Linked DNA regions of Mus musculus: region 1 is linked to region 2. The links are chromatin contacts, found by POLR2A ChIA-PET in ENCODE. All regions are on one chromosome and are shown on one strand. The core of a region is the stretch at or near the end of the contact, and the rest is flanking DNA. Distances in the headings are between cores, read along the strand shown.

Region 1 (5,208 bases), core at 552-3,051, 320 kb before region 2:
ACTAAGAGACTCAACCAAGTGCTGGGATTAAACGCATGTGCCAGAACTGCCTGGTTCAAACTCAGTATATAGCTGAAGCTGGCTTGAATTCTTGATCCTATCTCAACCACTTGAGTGCTGAAAATGACATGTATCTGCTACCACAACTGGCTCAAAAAAATGTTTAAAAGTACAAAAGTAGAGACTCAGAAATGGCATATACATTTATTAGGAGCCAGACTTAACAGTATTAGATTGGGGATGCATACACTTAAATTCGACGTATCTTGGGGTCAGAGAGATGGTTCAGTGGTTAAGGCCATGTACTGCTTTTGTAGAGAACCAGGGGTTCAGTTCTCAACACCCACATGGTAGCTTATAATGGTACCTCGAGTTTCGGGGGATATGATACCTTCTTCTTATATCTTTGGGTACCTGTCATTCATATACACATACATGCAAGCAAAACACTCATCACATAAAATAAAAACATATTAAAAATTTAAATATATCTCCCTTTAATATGGTAAAAAAAAAAAAAAATCCCAATTTTATCCAGGGCAAGCAGTTCACAAACACATTAAACTTCCCAAGATTAGTCTGCTCAGCAAGCAAAATAACCAGGGAAAGACTTCTCTGCAGGGACCTGATAGGTTAGCACAGAAACCCAGATAACAGTTCTTGTACATTTGGGTTAGTATTAAGTAGCTAGCTCGGGAAGGGACTCTGAAAAGAGAAAGAGGCCAGCTCGCCCTGCACTCCTCTAGTATCCTTGTTACCCACCCAGTTTTGGTTCAAACAGAGCCATCTGGTAAGGTTCTGCCCAGAAGTGCACCCTGAGTGAGTATACACTGTTCTCCACAACTCTGCATCGAGTGTGAGATGAAGCAGTCAGAGGCAAGATGAATACCTAAGCTTCCCCGCCTCCTGGGCCTCCTCAGTGGAAAAAGCTGTTGGCAACAGACACAGAAATACGGTTTTGAAGGACATAGTGGTGCAAGCCAGCGATGCCCACACTGAGGCAGGGAGACCCATGCAAGTTCAAGGCCAGCCAAGTCTACCAAGGAAGAAACATGGCAAACCAGGACGCAGTCATCAAGCCCAGGAGCTGGGATTCAAGAAGACCTTCCAGAGCTCACGTTGGTCCTCCCTCTCACTAGGAAGGATGAGGGCAGGAGGTCCACCACGAGTTGGAACAGTGAGAGGCGTCGCAAAATAAATGTAATAATAATGAAGTAAATTAAATAAAGCTATTCGGATCTGTCAGAACCATAGGGCTTTGAGAGGAAAGAGAAGCAATGTGGAGTTGTGGAATTAAAGACAGACAGGGACGGGGGCTGGCTCGCCTACGAGTCAGGCTGGGAAAGTCCTGTCGCTGTCTAAGAGGACAAGACCTAGAATGGGGGGAAACTGTTCGCAAGTGAACGCCCTGGAAAGGAGGACGGACAAATTCCGCAGGGTAACGAGTTACTAGGTCCAGCACCCTTCGCGAGAGCGAGCTCGCAGCTCCGGAACGTCGTGCAGAGGCTGGCGGGCGCCAGGGGAGTGACAGGAGGCAGGGCCATCCCATCCCGCCTCGGTCCAGCCGCCAACCCCGGAGCCCCCGACTCACCTTCCTCCCTCCCCGCCGGCTGCGCACCGGACACAGCTTCCCACAGGCGACGCGCCCTCTCGCGGTCAAAGCGCACTCCGTCCGGTTCCCGACCCTCCGGCTCCTCGGAGCCCTTGTACGGTCCGGCTTCTCCAGGGTCCGCAGCATCCGTAGCATCGGGCGCAGGACACTCCATCTTTCCGGCAAGACGCGCCGTTAAGAAGCTGCGCATGCGGCCTGCTACCACGAGCAGTGGGTGGGCGGGGATTTGACCCGGCCAGCAACTCTCGCGAAGTTTGGGCTCTGCAGAGTCCCGCTGGGGCGGGGCCCTGAGGGGGCGGGGCCCAGAGGAGGCGGGGCCCAGAGGCTCATTTTGTTTTGGTTCCTCTGGCGCCTTAGGAGTCCAGTGAATTGGAAAAAAACGGTTCATGTTGATCACTTCTTAGCTCAGGGCTCTCAGTTTTGCTCAAGGTGAGCCACTGACGGACACTTGTCATTTCCTTTTTCTATATGTGGAAAATTATCTCCCATTTCTTTTCTTTTTTCTTTTTGGTTTTTCGAGACAGGGTTTCTCTGTGTAGCCCTGGCTGTCCTGGAACTCACTCTGAAGACCAGGCTGGCCTCGAACTCAGAAATCCTCCTGCCTCTGCCTCCCGAGTGCTGGGATCAAAGGCATGCACCACCATGCCCGGCAATTTCTCCCATTTCTTTGGAAGAGAACCTAAGACCCAGATTCTAGAAATGTTTTACTTAGCTTATTAAAGCAGACATAATGGTACAGCTCTTCATCTCAATACACAGGAGGTGGAGGATATAAGATTAGGAGCTTGAGGCCAGCCTGGGCTACCTGAGACCCTGTCTAAGAAGCACTTACTAATGGCTGAGCACGGTGGCTCATACTTGCTATTCCAAAATTTGGGAGACTAAGGTTAGAGAAATGCACATTTGAGAAAAAAAAGACATTGTTCGAGAAAAAGATAGTTAAGGCTGTGGTCAAAGTACTCTGGAGGACGCAAGACGACCAGGAGTTCAAGACAAACCTCTGCTCCAATAATAGATCATCTCTCAACGAAACAAAACACACCCACAAAACAAACAAAAACCCAGACAATAATAAGGTTGGATGTGGTGCCTGCCTGTAATTATATCACTCTGGAGGCTGAGGCAGGAGGATTGTCATGATGTATTTGAGGCTAGTGTTGGGAGCCATCTTCACTTTATGGGGTCTGGATGAGAGAGTTAGAGCTTCTCCTTGGTCTGCAGTATCTGATAAGTTCTTGGGCTTGTTCTCAGTTCATTCCCAATAAGTTTATGAGGTAGCATCCTCTGTTCTCAGGAATAAGTCGTTTATCAATCTCTGCCGATGAGTGGTGCCGAGCAAATAGGAGTTTGGGTCCACTGAGGAATACAGTTTACTTCTACCCTCAAGGTGGAGACACAGGCTGCTTGTAAAATGGAATCTTGGTCCATTTTACACGGTAGGAAACAAAACAAAACACTGTTTTACATGATAATGAGGTAAAATAGGGCACTGCTGGTCTTATATTGCTGTAATATTAGTTTTATTATTATTATTACTGTTATTGTTATTATTATTTGTTGTTATATTTTTGAGACAGGACCTATGTAGCCCTGGCTGTCCTGGGACTTACTATGTAGACCCAACTGGCCTTGAACTCATAAAGATCTACCTGCTTCTGCCTGCCAAGTGCTGAAACTAAGACTAAAGGTGTGTACTGCCATGCCTAGCTTTAGGTATCACTTTGAGGCACTGTAAAAAGGCAGAAAATTGAGGCGACCTTGGAGTGACAGAAGCCCCTGACCCAGGGGTCTAGTTTGCTTTTCCTGTTCACTCAGAGTTGGGTAATTTCAAAATAATCCAAGAAGCCAAGGTTGCTATAGTGATAGTGCTTATCTTCCTAAAGACATCTTAGAGGAAGAAACTAGAAACAACTGACTGAGCTGGTGGGATAGGCCAGTCACCCCACAGCTTGGCACATAGAGTTGGAAGGTCAGGAGTTCAAGGCCAATCTGAGATACACAAACTGACTCGTAACAGCAGAAAAGGGCTCTAGGGCTCAGCCTGTAAAGGTGCTTGCTACCAAGCCTGACATCCAGTGTTTGATCCCTGGGGCTCTTACATGATGTAAGTGTCACTAGCAGTTGGGGTTGCATGGGTAGGGACAAGGCCTCTTATCCAAAGAACTGAAGAAGGAGGCGCCATGACTAAGAATGACATACAGAAAGAAGCATTGATTTTGGCTTACAGTTCCAGAGCGAGAGTTCATAGTGGGAAGGAGGCACGGCAGCAGGTGGTCCCCCAGATCAGACATCACTTAGATGTCACAACCCACAACAGCTTGCAGAAGCAGAGTGAGAACTGGTGTGGGGCAAGCTCTAAACTCTCAAAGCCCACCAGAGTGCTGTACTTCCTGTAGAGAGACTCTACCCACTAAAGTTTCCACTACTTCTCCCAACAGCAAAACCAGCTAGAGAGGCCAGGCATGGTGTCGCTCGCCTTTAATCCCAGCACTTGGGAGGCAGAGGCAGGTGGATTTCTGAGTTCGAGGCCAGCCGGATCTATAGAGTGAGTACCAGGTCAGCCAGGGCTATACAAAGAAATCCTGTCTCAAAAAACCAAATAAATAAATAAATAAACACACCAAACAAAACAGTTAGGAACCAAGTGTGAGCCTGTGGGAGAGAGAGATTTCTGGGCACAGATTGATTTGCAAAAAAAAAAAAAAAAAAAAAAAAAAGATAAACTTTACTTGAAGCCAAGCAATAATACATTTTACAGAAGATACATGGTTATAATTGACAGTAGATCACATGAGTGAGGGCACTCAAGGACCCAGAATGCACTCTGGGGTCTGTCTTTCTTGGGTCTTGAGGACAGGCTGATTACTCCGGGCTGTAGTTGGTGGTTGTCTGTTGTGATTGGTAGATTAGGCCCTGCATTGACAGGTATCTGCATCTAGTTTGCACACACAACTATGCATAAGTTAATAGAGGATTCTCGTGGAGAGTTCTGTAGATAGTTTGTTCTGCCTCACATCATCCAAAATGTGGGAAGCCACATGTGCCGTTGCTGAGTGGCACTGACTACTGATGGCCACCATGCATAAGATTGGACAAACAACCAATGTGTACATATGCAGTAAAGTTTTTTGCAAAAACACTGCCTGGCCCAGGCATGATAATGAGGTATGATAATGAGGTTCTGTAAGGTACTGAGAGTATAACCAATCAGATGTGAGACATGCAAATGAGGTATGATAATGAGGTTCTGTAAGGTACTGAGAGTATAACCAATCAGATGTGAGACATGCAAATGAGGTATGATAATGAGGTTCTGTAAGGTACTGAGAGTATAACCAATCAGATGTGAGACATGCAAATGAGGTATGATAATGAGGTTCTGTAAGGTACTGAGAGAGAGTAGCCAATCAGATGAGGAACATGCAAATAAGGCTTAGTGCATAACCAATCCGGGTGTGAGACACGCCCCTCCTAGGCCTATAAAAGCAGCACCAGTTCTGGGCTCGAGGTCTTTTCGCCTCTACAATCAAGCTCTCCCAATAAATGTGTGCAGAAGGCAGCATTGGTTCTTCGCAAGACAAAAACCAGTTCAGACC
Region 2 (5,217 bases), core at 790-3,289:
GCACAGAGAAGCCATTTTCAGGGAGGATACAGTAGGGGACAGAACCCAGCACCAGGGAAGGAAAGGGTGGGTGGGGGTGGGGTACTAGTAGTCTCTCTCTCTACTCTCTACTCTCTCTGATGGTGTGCCTTCCTCAAATGAGCTGCTAGGGGTCAGAGATAAGAGGGTGGCTTGCCTTGACCATCAGGGCTCTCCAAGCAAGGAACTGAGGCTAGACAATGAGAAAGATTAAGGTGCCATCGGGAGAACAGGCTGCCCAGACGACACCTAGGTGGTGTCCAGATGGCATACGTAGAGCTGGACAGAGAGGCACAGACCTATAATCCCACATTTGGGAGATGGGACATCAGGAACCCAAGGTCCCAGATTCCTTCCCATCTCCAGATGCTCTGTCACCTTTTCATACACCTACAGCCAACGAGAACTGATCCAACTCTGCTTTAAAACCCTGCCTGCCCCCATGCCACCCAAGCATAGGACCTTAATGTTCTGTCCATCTTTACTCCCCTGCCCAGGCGCCCCACCCTTGCCCAGGAACAAAGCTGGGACTTTCATCCCCCTACCCCCAGAGTTACTTAGCCTCTCTTCCTTCCCTCCACCCACTGATAATCATGTTTCTCGAGACAAATAATTTAAGCTCTTACCGTCTATTCATTCAGTCCCCTATCTGTAAACTACAGATAATAATAAGGCAGTCGGGAGAATGTGCCTCATCAGAATTCATGTGTTACTAAGCTGGGTGTGATGGCTCACACCTGTAATCCCAGCACCCAAGAAACTCAGACAGGAAAACTGCAGCAAATTGCAAGCCAGAATGGGCTAGAGTGAGACCCTGTCTCAACAACAAAAAACTCTCGTTTAATCTAACAACCCAGAAGGATAAACTCCAATACTGGCTCCTCCAAGGCTGGAAAGCTAAAGCCCAGAGAGCAAAGAGGCTCGCCCAAAAGCCTCTGGACAAGGCCTGCTACACTCAGGCCCTTTGACTTCCAGGCCAGCGCTCCCTGTAGCTGCCCACACCCTACAGAACAGAAGACTGCTGACATCCAAGGACACCCACCACAGGGCAAACCCGACGGCTCGTGGGTGGAGAACAGAGCCGCTGAATCCTGCTGAATGCAAGTGGGAAAGGCCTGGCATAAAGGACAGCAAGCACAGCCCGGCTTTGGCGATAGGATGGGGGAGGGAGAAGAGAAAGATGACTTGGCAGGACCAGGACACAGATGCCACACAGAAGGAAGCCTCTGTTTGTTTGGTCAGCTATGGAATGCTGAATTCTGTTCCCAAGGGACAGTTCCCTGTTCTCAACTGGAGCTCCTCTCCCTGCAGAGGCAGAGGCCTTGGCTTTCCTCTCTCCTAACCTCCTGGCTCACAAGCTTCTGAGCGTCTGTAGGGTAGACTCGGGGCTAGGACCCAGCCTCGCGAACCTCACCGCACCATGCTGGGAGCTGGAGTGGCCGGGAGGCGGGGCGGGGCTGGTCCGCAACTACCGCGCCCCTGCAGTCTTCCGGCAAACGCCGCCCCCTTTTTCGCCCAAACTTGGGGCTGCAAAGAGAGACTCCCAGCACCTCCTGCTGGGACTGGGTCCCGCCCCCCAGCTATCCCAGTAGCTCCCCAGAATAGTTGGGGACGGGGCATCGGGGTGGAGGGGGTGGGGGACAGTCCCTGGTCGCAAGCTCCTGAGACGGGATCTCCCTCACCAGCAACTGAGACTCCCTAACCCCTATCCTCAGCGCAGAGCGAGAAGCGGACTCGCGCTCACCCAGAAGACAATGTTGAAGCCAAACAGGAAGTATTTCCCGCAGCAGCCGACCTCAGGGTCCTGGAATTGCTGGTGCTTGCCGGGCATGGTGAGCGGCCACCTGCCGTCCCGGGAACCCGAGCCGGTGACCGGCCCAGCCCTCTGCGGGCCGCCCAGGCCTGGAGCAGCCCCGGGCCTAGCCCGGTGGCTGCGGCTTCATGGTCAAAGCCACACAGCTCACCGGCTGCCCCGCCCGCTGTGGCACCGCCCACGGCGCTCGGACAGCCACACCCGGAGTGCGGTGCCCTCATCCGACCCCGCCCTCCAACAGCGCTCCGGCCCCGCCCACAGTGTCAGTCCACACCCCGCCCCAGCAAGGCTCGGTCTTCTTGGAGCCCCGCCCACGACCCCGTCCCAGTCAAGTTCAGTCCTCACGGGCCCCGCCCATAACCACGACTCCGCCCCCAGCCGGGCTTAATCCTCTCAGGCTCCGCCCATGCCTAGCCGCTGTCCTCCCGCAGTCCCGCCTACGCCCCGCCCAAGGCTCTGCCCTAGCTAACTTCTGTTCTCGAGCTCCGCCTCTAAACCGGGTCCCGCCTCTGATGAGCCCCAAACCCCGCCTCCAACCGGCCTCAGTCCTCCTGGAGCTCCGCCCTACTCAGCCTCAGTTCTGAGCCACAGTCGGCCTTCTTGGAGCCACGCCCAAGACATCCGTCTTTTTTTTTTTTTTATGGTCCACAGGTCTCACTTCTCCCCAAGACCCTGCCTCTGGGCCAGGCTTTGGCTACACCCCAGTCACACTCAACCCCTTGCAACCCCCACCTCTGAAGAGTCCCCGTCTCCTCTCTAAGTCCGTCCTCCAGTTAGCTTCTCTCAAGTTCCCCAAGTCCTCCAGAGGCCCCAGATGAGCCAACTGGCAAAGCTGGTGAGCCAAGTGTGAATAATTACAGTGGATCTCCAGTCTAAGATTCAAGAACCAGAGGAGTCCACTCCCCAGGGATAAGTGGTTGGGAATAGTGGGACCAATGAACAGTGCCATGCATTCACACACAGTGTAGTTGAATACAAACAGGCTGGCGTGCCATGCCACGCCTGTTCTGTTTTGCCTATTCCTATGGTCGCCCTGTCCCATACCTACTTGACTGCCTTGATACCTGGGATTCACCAGAGTCCTTCTGATGCAAAACAGGACAGAGCAGATGCAGGTTTAGGTACGTCTGATCTTAAATATTTAGATTCCAAGTTTGTTCCAGAAGTGTTTATTTAGATACAGAAAGGGCCTTAAGCATCATCAGCATCAAGTGAATCCCTCCTAACAAGACCACGGTGAAGCCTAACTACCACTGTAATCTCTTCACTCATGAAGGTTTATCCATCCATCATTTCAGCAGGAGGAGACACACAGAATCCATAGGACTGTCTTCAGATGGGAAGGCTGTGCAGGGCATTCCCAGTTCCCAGTCCTACCTGTCTTTACACAAATTCCTCTCTAACCTAGTCCATACTTGAAGGGGGGGGGGAGGAGAGAGGGAGGGAGGGAGAGAGGGAGGGAGGGAGAGAGGGAGGGAGGGAGAGAGGGAGGGAGGGAGGGAGGGAGGCAGGGAGACAGGGAGGGAGGGAGGGAGAGAGGGAGGGAGAGAGGGAGGGAGAGAAGGAAGGAAAGAGGGAGGGAGGGAAAGAGGGAGGGAGGGAAAGAGGGAGGGAGGGAGAACCCAATCACAACTGGTCCAGGGAAGGAACAGGTGTTAGGATGGGTACCCAAGCTACAGATCTGATGAGGGTAACCCCATAATCAGCCTTTAAGCTCACAGAGAACTGAACTCCTAACCCTTAATATCAGTGGCCTGGAACCATCCTCCCAAGACAGAAGAGCCTGCCTCAGGAGTCTCCTGTCCTTGTTTGGCAGGGTTGTGCCAGGACTTTGCTTTACCCTGCCCTTGGCAAATGGCCACGTACAGGGCTAGCGATTGAGAGTAGTTTATAAGCATTGGCCAGCTGCCATGAGGCCTGAGCCCAAAACATGCTGAAGAAGTTATTATGGATGCAGGCACAGTGATGAGCTGTGGCAGTCCCAGGTCTGTAGGCTGAAGCAGGAGAGTGGCTTAAGCCCACAAATACGAGGCCAACCTGGGCAACAGGTAAAACCTTATCTAAGGAGTGGTGCTTATACATGTTCCAAGAGAGGTAAAGAACCAGGCTGTCTGCCTCCCCCAAGCCCTGCCCCAGAATCCACAGTGCAGTATAGTCTTCCTTGTCCATCAAGCAGCAAGATGAGGGTGCCCACTGAGTAGTGGCTGAAACCGGTCTCACACCACAAACTTGTTTGCTAAGTTGTTGCTCTTGGCAGCAGTGTCTGCATGGGCCTGGTACCCAATGATGGTCTTCGTAGAGATGCCCAGGCGCTCTTTGTATATTTGCCTAATGTTGGAGACAGGGTAAAATGGCAGACATAACCCAGGCCCAGTTCTTCTGTTCAGATATATCTCCCTGGTTCCAGCTCCAGCCTCACCCATTTTACATGTCTTACTCATAGACCAGTACCTGTCATAGAATCCCTCAGTGAAACTGACAACTTTAATTAAAAACAGTTTGGGTCTAAATTCCTACTTCTTTTATACAAGTGGGTGAGGAAGAAGGGAGAGCAGGTCTGAAGGGTGCCAGAGGTTTCCCTTGCAGCCCCCCAGTATCACCAGGGTCCGGGGGAGGATTCTCACCCGATCTGCATCACTCCGGCTTTGTCCTCTGCTTCACTCGTCCACAGGGCAATCTTGTCCCTCTTCGTGCGGATGTTCACGACAGCACCGCACACTTCCCTGCTGTATTCCTCAAAACAATTCCCAACCAGACACAGCAACTGAGCCCCGAGAGGAACAAACAGTAAGTGCCCCGGCTTGGATATAGGGTCCACCCCACCAGCTTTGAGACCTCCTGAGACCCATGCCTATATCTCTTCCCCTGCCCTCCACTCACCGTCTCCAGCCACAGACGGTCCAGTTCGAAGTGGCGCAGTTGTTTGTCAATGCTGAGCAGCCAGCGGCCACCCTGCTTGTTTCTGTTGTCTTCCCACATGGGCAGGATGCCTTCCTGTGGGGAGAGCCTGATCAACCGCCTCCCTTTGGTTTTTTTGTTTGTTTTTTTGGTTGCTCAAGACAGGGTTTCTCTGAATAGCCCTGGCTGCCCTGGAACTCACTCTGTAGACCAGGCTGGCCTCAAACTCAGAAATCCGCTTGCCTCTGCCTCTGCCTCTGCCTCTGCCTCCCGAGTGCTGGGATTATAGGCGTATGTATGTCACCACGCCCAGCCTCCCTTGGTTTAAAGGAAAGTAGACACCAAGCTTCCTCTGCACAGAGCCTAGTCTGCTCTGTACCCAGGACTTAATTAAGCATGCTTCTCGGGGCTGGTGAGATGGCTCAGCAGGTGGGAGTACTGACTGCTCTTCCGAAGATCCCGAGTTCAAATCCAAGCAGCCACATGGT

What was found. ChIA-PET counts read pairs that join two places held with the same protein, here RNA polymerase II (POLR2A).
Region 1: POLR2A ChIA-PET joins it to region 2 with 10 read pairs in embryonic stem cell. The contact joins the promoter of Zfp346 here to the promoter of Tspan17 in region 2. POLR2A ChIA-PET finds 5 or more read pairs at or near these places in 2 of 5 experiments (Patski and embryonic stem cell).

What each region holds. Positions count from the first base shown.
Region 1 is chr13:55,101,902-55,107,109 of GRCm38, reverse strand. Zfp346 (zinc finger protein 346) reads right to left here and starts at 1,801. Exons shown (of 7, transcript NM_012017.2): 1 at 1,592-1,801. The coding sequence starts at 1,766.
Region 2 is chr13:54,786,227-54,791,443 of GRCm38, reverse strand. It overlaps Tspan17 (tetraspanin 17), which reads right to left and starts at 2,039. Exons shown (of 8, transcript NM_028841.3): 1 at 1,763-2,039. The coding sequence starts at 1,849. Eif4e1b (eukaryotic translation initiation factor 4E family member 1B) reads right to left here. Exons shown (of 7, transcript NM_001033269.3): 5 at 4,712-4,825; 6 at 4,456-4,595; 7 at 2,985-4,159. The coding sequence ends at 4,048.